Linked DNA regions of Homo sapiens: region 2 is linked to region 1. The links are chromatin contacts, found by Hi-C or POLR2A ChIA-PET in ENCODE. All regions are on one chromosome and are shown on one strand. The core of a region is the stretch at or near the end of the contact, and the rest is flanking DNA. Distances in the headings are between cores, read along the strand shown.

Evidence for each region. Hi-C counts contacts between places; a loop is a spot of excess contacts on that map. ChIA-PET counts read pairs that join two places held with the same protein, here RNA polymerase II (POLR2A). Pooled maps may share reads with other maps.
Region 2: a loop to region 1 is called in a map of sigmoid colon, with 2.8 times the contacts of the local background. The contact joins the promoter of TCEAL2 here to the promoter of ZMAT1 in region 1. A Hi-C loop is called at or near these places in 2 of 168 maps with a recorded cell type or tissue (ascending aorta and sigmoid colon) and 2 of 50 pooled maps. POLR2A ChIA-PET finds 5 or more read pairs at or near these places in 1 of 52 experiments (WTC11).

What each region holds. Positions count from the first base shown.
Region 1 is chrX:101,930,656-101,933,421 of GRCh38, forward strand. ZMAT1 (zinc finger matrin-type 1) reads right to left here and starts at 1,372. Exons shown (of 6, transcript NM_001394560.1): 1 at 1,062-1,372. The coding sequence starts at 1,353. RefSeq lists an enhancer at 1,151-1,651.
Region 2 is chrX:102,123,985-102,126,928 of GRCh38, forward strand. It overlaps TCEAL2 (transcription elongation factor A like 2), which reads left to right and starts at 1,695. Exons shown (of 3, transcript NM_080390.4): 1 at 1,695-1,822; 2 at 2,389-2,461; 3 at 2,820-2,944. The coding sequence starts at 2,847.

The DNA of each region.
Region 1 (2,766 bases), core at 122-2,621:
TGGAGGCAAGTTAGCAACATAAGGTAACACAGCAAATTCTGGAAATTAATTACGAAATTTACATGGCAAAATGCTTTACTGGGATGCTCTGCAGTGGAATGGTCTCCACCAGCTAAGAACATTTCCCAAACTGCTTTAAAACACATTTCAATGGCAAATTTTACAGTTTGCTATTAGTAGGCTGTTTACAAGTATACAGAACTTTGTGTGAATACCGCTTATATTGATACAGTCAAGAAATATCTTTTTATGTTAGGAGTAATATGTGTTGGTAGGTACAACAGAACTTATTAAAGCCAAACCACCTTAAAGATGGACCTGTAAATCTTGCTTTACTAGGTCACATCCTCAAATAGCCAAAGAAAACTCTCCAAAGTGATTCCTGAAATCTGTACTTCTGCCACACTCTCTTCCTCTCTTTCCCTAGTAGAGTCCCCTCCACCAGACCTTACCTTCCTAAAATCCGACAGATCCTACTTTAAAGCTCAAGTATACACTTGTAACCTGCCCAAATTTCTAACGCCATCTCTCTGTAAATATTCTACTTCTAGTTTCTACACTGCAGGACGTTGAACACCAAAGGGGGTTTACTCCCCCTTATTTCTTCGGTATTTCCTCTTTTATCTCCGCCCCTTTCTCCATCGGTCCCCGTTCCCTTATCCTTGACCCTCTTGGCCCACAGCACTTCTATCTTGCCTCCTCTCTCTTCCAAATCACACCTCAGCTTCCTACAGCACACTAAGGTGTCCTGGCTGGGAGAGAAATTATGTGGTATTTTTTTTTCCCTTCAAACTCCTGCCTCATGAGTACCTGCAATTCTTTTGCCTGGGGGCCCCCATCCTTTACAGGTGGGAGAGGTAGGGAAGGCCCTCTCTGCTTCAGTCCATCTTGCACACTCGGGGCTAATACGGCGGGGCGGGGCGGGGCGAGCTTGGCCTTTACTGCGCCACGGCAGGTGGGGGTGGGGCAGTGGCGAACCGCGCCCAGCCCAATCTCGGACGGGCTGAAGAGAGGCAGCGAAGGAGATGGGGCCGCCCCCGCACCCCGGGACGGGAACTCACCTTCTCTGAGGCAAGGGCGGGTGTCTACTTTAAAACTACTGCCCCCCCTCCCCGCCGCCGCCATAGTGGAGCCGCCAAAGCCGCCGCCGCCGCCGTCGCCACAGCCACCGGCAGGCGGGCAGGCAGGGGCGGAGGTGGCGGAGGAGGCAGGAACAATTACTGCCGCCGCCGCCGCCGCCGCCGCCGCTGCCGCGCAGGCGGTGTAGGAGGAGGAGGAGGCGGCAGAGACGGTAGCTTCCTGAGGGGAAGACTCCGCCGCCAGCGGGGTGACTGTGCTCGGCGCCGCCGCCATCGCAGCGAGGCGCGCGGACAATTGCACTTGCGTCTCGATTCCGTTAAGCTCCTTTAGCCCCGCCTTCCGTTAGCCCCACCCCCTTTGTTCCTCTTTTTAACGCTTCAGCTCGAGCCTCGTTCTCGCTCCTCAGTCCACCAATCGGAGAGCTTTAAGCCCGCCGGCCGTTTCCCCCTCCCCCACTGCCTTGCGTCACCCCACCTCCCTTTGGAGGGGAAGCAACGACGGCCAAGGGCAAAGGGCAAAAAGCGCGGGATGTGAAAGCACGTGGGCCTCGCACAGTGAGGCTTCTTTGGAGATCTAATCTAAAACCAATTTAAGAGGAAAAAATGTCTGGAAACTATTGATCTCACCTCCAAAATATCTCTGAAATATATCTTCACCTGGCTTTTTTTTTCTCTTTCTTTTTTTTTTTTTTTTTTTTTTTTTTTGAGGGAGAGTCTCGCCCTGTAGCCCAGGCTGGAGTGCAGTGGTGCGATCTCACTCACTGCTACCTCTGCCTCCCGGGTCCTGGTTCAAGCAATTTTGCCTCAGTGTCCCGAGTAGCTGGGATTACAGGCATGTGCCACCATGCCCAGCTAATTTTTGTATTTTTAGTAGAGATGGGGTTTCACTATGTTAGCCAGGCTAGTCTTGAATTCCTGACCTCATGATCCACCTGTCTCGGCCTCCCAAAGTGCTGGGATTACAGGCGTGAGCCACCACGCCCGGCCCCTGGCTTTCTTAAAGCACTTAGTACAGAGAATAGAACAGAAGCTTTCATTCTGACACATTGTTTCCGTGGCCTCTTAAAGGACTGCCTATCTATCGATCTGCCCATCTTAATTACAATAACTTCCTGTGAATTCAGCACCCAATAGAAGTACTAGAATATTACTGATCACTTAAATCTCATCTTGTCCCCCCAACCTCTCCTCTCAAAGAGACCAATATCCTGATTTATATTTATTATTTCTTTGCATTTTAACATATATTCTTATCACATAGATATGTGCCTAAATAGTGTTGTTTAGTTTTGATTGTTTTCAATTTTCACAAATATTTATATCTTTTTCTAGGTAGCATTCTGGGACTTGTTTCTGCTTTTTTTTCCCTCAAGCAATACTCTTACCTCAGCCTCTGGAGTAGCTGGGATTACAGGAAGGAGCCACCATGCTTGGCCTGGGACTTGTTTCTTTCACGTAACATTCTAAGATTCATCTATGTTGTTGCTTGTAGCTGTAGTTATGCACTGTCGATGCTGTAGGATATCTCACCCTTTTCCTTATTGATGGGCACACCTCCTGGTGCCTTTGTGCAAGTCTCCCTTAAGTATTCTCTCCTTTCCAGTCTTAGATCCGTTGCTGTATTTCAAGTCCTCATGATATATGGTCAGACGTATGGCATCCACCCCACTGGTCTTCTTTCCTCTGA
Region 2 (2,944 bases), core at 445-2,944, 190 kb after region 1:
AAAGTTGTGTTGACTTCTCATTTTGTGAACAGATCTTTTAATTTAGATAAAATGACATTTCTTCAAATTTAATGATACTAATTTTGAATCCCACATTTTTGTGTATATGTTTTAAAAGAGGAGAAATAGTTGTTAATACTTTGGCTCCATTAGCAAAATAACTTAGCAAATAGTTACTGAAGACAGCTTAAAATCACTATAATTAGATGATTAAAACAGAAAATCAGTTCTTTTCAACTGATTTGATATTATTTTCATCAAATTCTTGAATAATTATAATAATTTTATGGAAGTTTATACTGATGAAATTGAAACACCTAGCCTCGATAATTCAGGAAAAAAATTCAACATTGAGGACAGAATTATTGGTGATGTGGTGATAATGACGAATACACATATTGATAGAGCAAAATACTGTAGGAAGATCAAGGTTTTACTAAATGAAGAAAGATGTGTAGCAGAAATATAATCAGAATTGCTTGTGTAACACACATAATTCATAATCCTGTAATCATGATAAGGTATTTTGCAAATCAAAATAAAAATAGTTGTTGCCCAGATATACACAAGACATACACATACATATGTACACACATATACATCTATACATATATGTGTGTATAAATAAACATGTGTATATATACATATACATGTCACTATACTGTAGAAGCTAAAATATTGGTGATTCTTAGTTTTTGTGGGTGGTGGCTTCACGAATGTGAAAGAAAAGGAAAGAAAAAAAAGACAAAGGATGGGAAGGGGAGGAAATAATAGGACGGGAAAGAAAAGGGAAGGAAGAGGGACAAGCAGGGATCGATGATAAGGGTGTGTTGTAAACCAAGGACTATGATGAATTTGTGCATCTGAAATTCATATTTAAAATGTTTTAATGCTTTCTTTTCTACCTGTCTGACATTCTCTCTCTATGAAAACTGATCAAATGTTGGAAGGTAAGTTTCAAGTGTGGAGAGAGACCAAGGGAGATGGCAAGAAGGAAGTTGGTAAATCAATTTGGGGTACACGGGCTTTGGGGTCCCTCAGGGACACTCAGGCGGTGATGTCCAATAGACAGTTGGCAAAGCTGATATGAGACACGGAGAAGGGAACAGCCTGGAGCTGTAGATCTGGGAGTCATCGGTGTTTACTGGAAATGAATGAGATCACACAGGGAGAGACAACTTGAGGACTGAGGAGAGAGGAGGCCCAGGACAGAACCCCAGGAACACCGCCACTCAAGGTGGCAGCTCAGCTTCCTGGCAGGCACCACTACCCCCCGGGCTCTGGAGTCAGGCAGAGCCGGTATTGAAAGTGGGCTGTGGAGTTCTGGGGCTGAGCGCTCTTGGCAAAGTCCGGTACCTCTATGATCAGCTGTCACACCTGGCGATAATGGGCATCAGAGAGATATGCCTTGCGAGGATGCTGTGAGCTGCGTCAGGTAAAGCACCTAGGGTCAGAAAGCCACCTCTCCTCCTCTTCTCCGCGACCCCACTTTGCTACACAAACGCACCGAGACTCCGACCGTCCCCAGCCTCCGGTCCCTCAGGGATGGAAGGTGAGGTATGTCAGGAAAGAGAGGGGGGCCCAGCTCCAAGGTGAGGTGTGTCAGGCAAGAGCGGGGGCAGAGCTCCGGTGACGCGGTGCTCACGTGACCCGCCCGGCGCCTACGTGGGCACCAGCCCCCGCGCCCGCCCGCCAGCCCGCCCAGCGGTCGGGTCCGGGCGCCCGCGCAGAATCAGCTGTCTGAGCTGCCCAGGCGGCGGGGGAGCAGCGAGCGGGCTTCAGCGAGCCGCAGGAGGCACAGGCCTGTCCTGGGTCCCCGCAGGTCAGTGTGAAGGCGTGCGCTGCCGGCGGACCCTGGGACAGGGGTGGAGGGGGCTGGCAGTAGGATTGGGGAGGGGGCGGAGAAGGGATCCGGTAGATTGGGGAGGAGGGGGATGCGGAGTCGCGGGGGCGGGGGCAGTGGAGGGAGAACCCCCGAAGCAAGCCTGGCTCGCCTTCTCGACGCCCCCTTGCACTGAGTCCTCCATCCATTTTAGTGCTGGAAATGGGGGGTGGGGGTAGCGACCCCGCAGTGCGACAGTGAAACGTAGACATATTCTGGAAATAACCCCTTCTCACAATCTACACCCATGGAAACACTTGATCTCCGCAAAAATGAGGTGGCGCTGGGGCAGGTTGCCTCCGGGGAAGGGGGACACAGAGACAAACGCAGTTTGGAAAGCATCCTGGTTTGGTGCCCGAGGCCTGGAAAGAAATGGCGGCTGGGGTGCGGGGGAGGTAGGGGAGGAAAACGGTGGGTAAGCAGGGCCTGGACTCAGGAAAGGGAACCGAGTCCCTGTGAGCCCGCTAAGCGCGCAGCCCCTGCCCCTGTCTCCTGTCTGTCCGCAGGTCTGCGCGTCTGTTGTTCCCAGCGCTCTGAGAGGCCTGAAAAGGAAGAGCAACCTGTCCAGAATCCCCGCAGGTCCGTGAAAGCAGGGGGCTGCATGGACAGGGGCCCACAAGGGTTGAGAGTGTGGAGGGCACAGTCAGGGCCGAATTGGGGCCCCTGCCCATCCCCTTACCTACATGAACACACACCTTACCAGGCTGAACCAGTGCAGAGAAGGTGGCAGGGCCTGCCAGGGAACAGCTGGCTCACGTGTGTGGGAGGAGTGGTGGGCTACGTGGTGGGCAGAAGGCCCTCTTGGAGGCCCAGTCAGCTTAGGGGAACCCTCACCAGGGGTGAGATGCAAGTAGTATCCAGACCTGCATTCCACCCCATGCCCTCAGTCTCCCATGTCTCCTCTTTGTCTCCTCTTCCCTCCACACCCATCCCCCAGGAAAGGAAAAGGAGGGGAAATCTCGACATGGAAAAACTCTTCAATGAAAATGAAGGAATGCCTTCGAATCAAGGAAAGATAGACAATGAAGAACAGCCACCGCACGAGGGAAAGCCAGAAGTAGC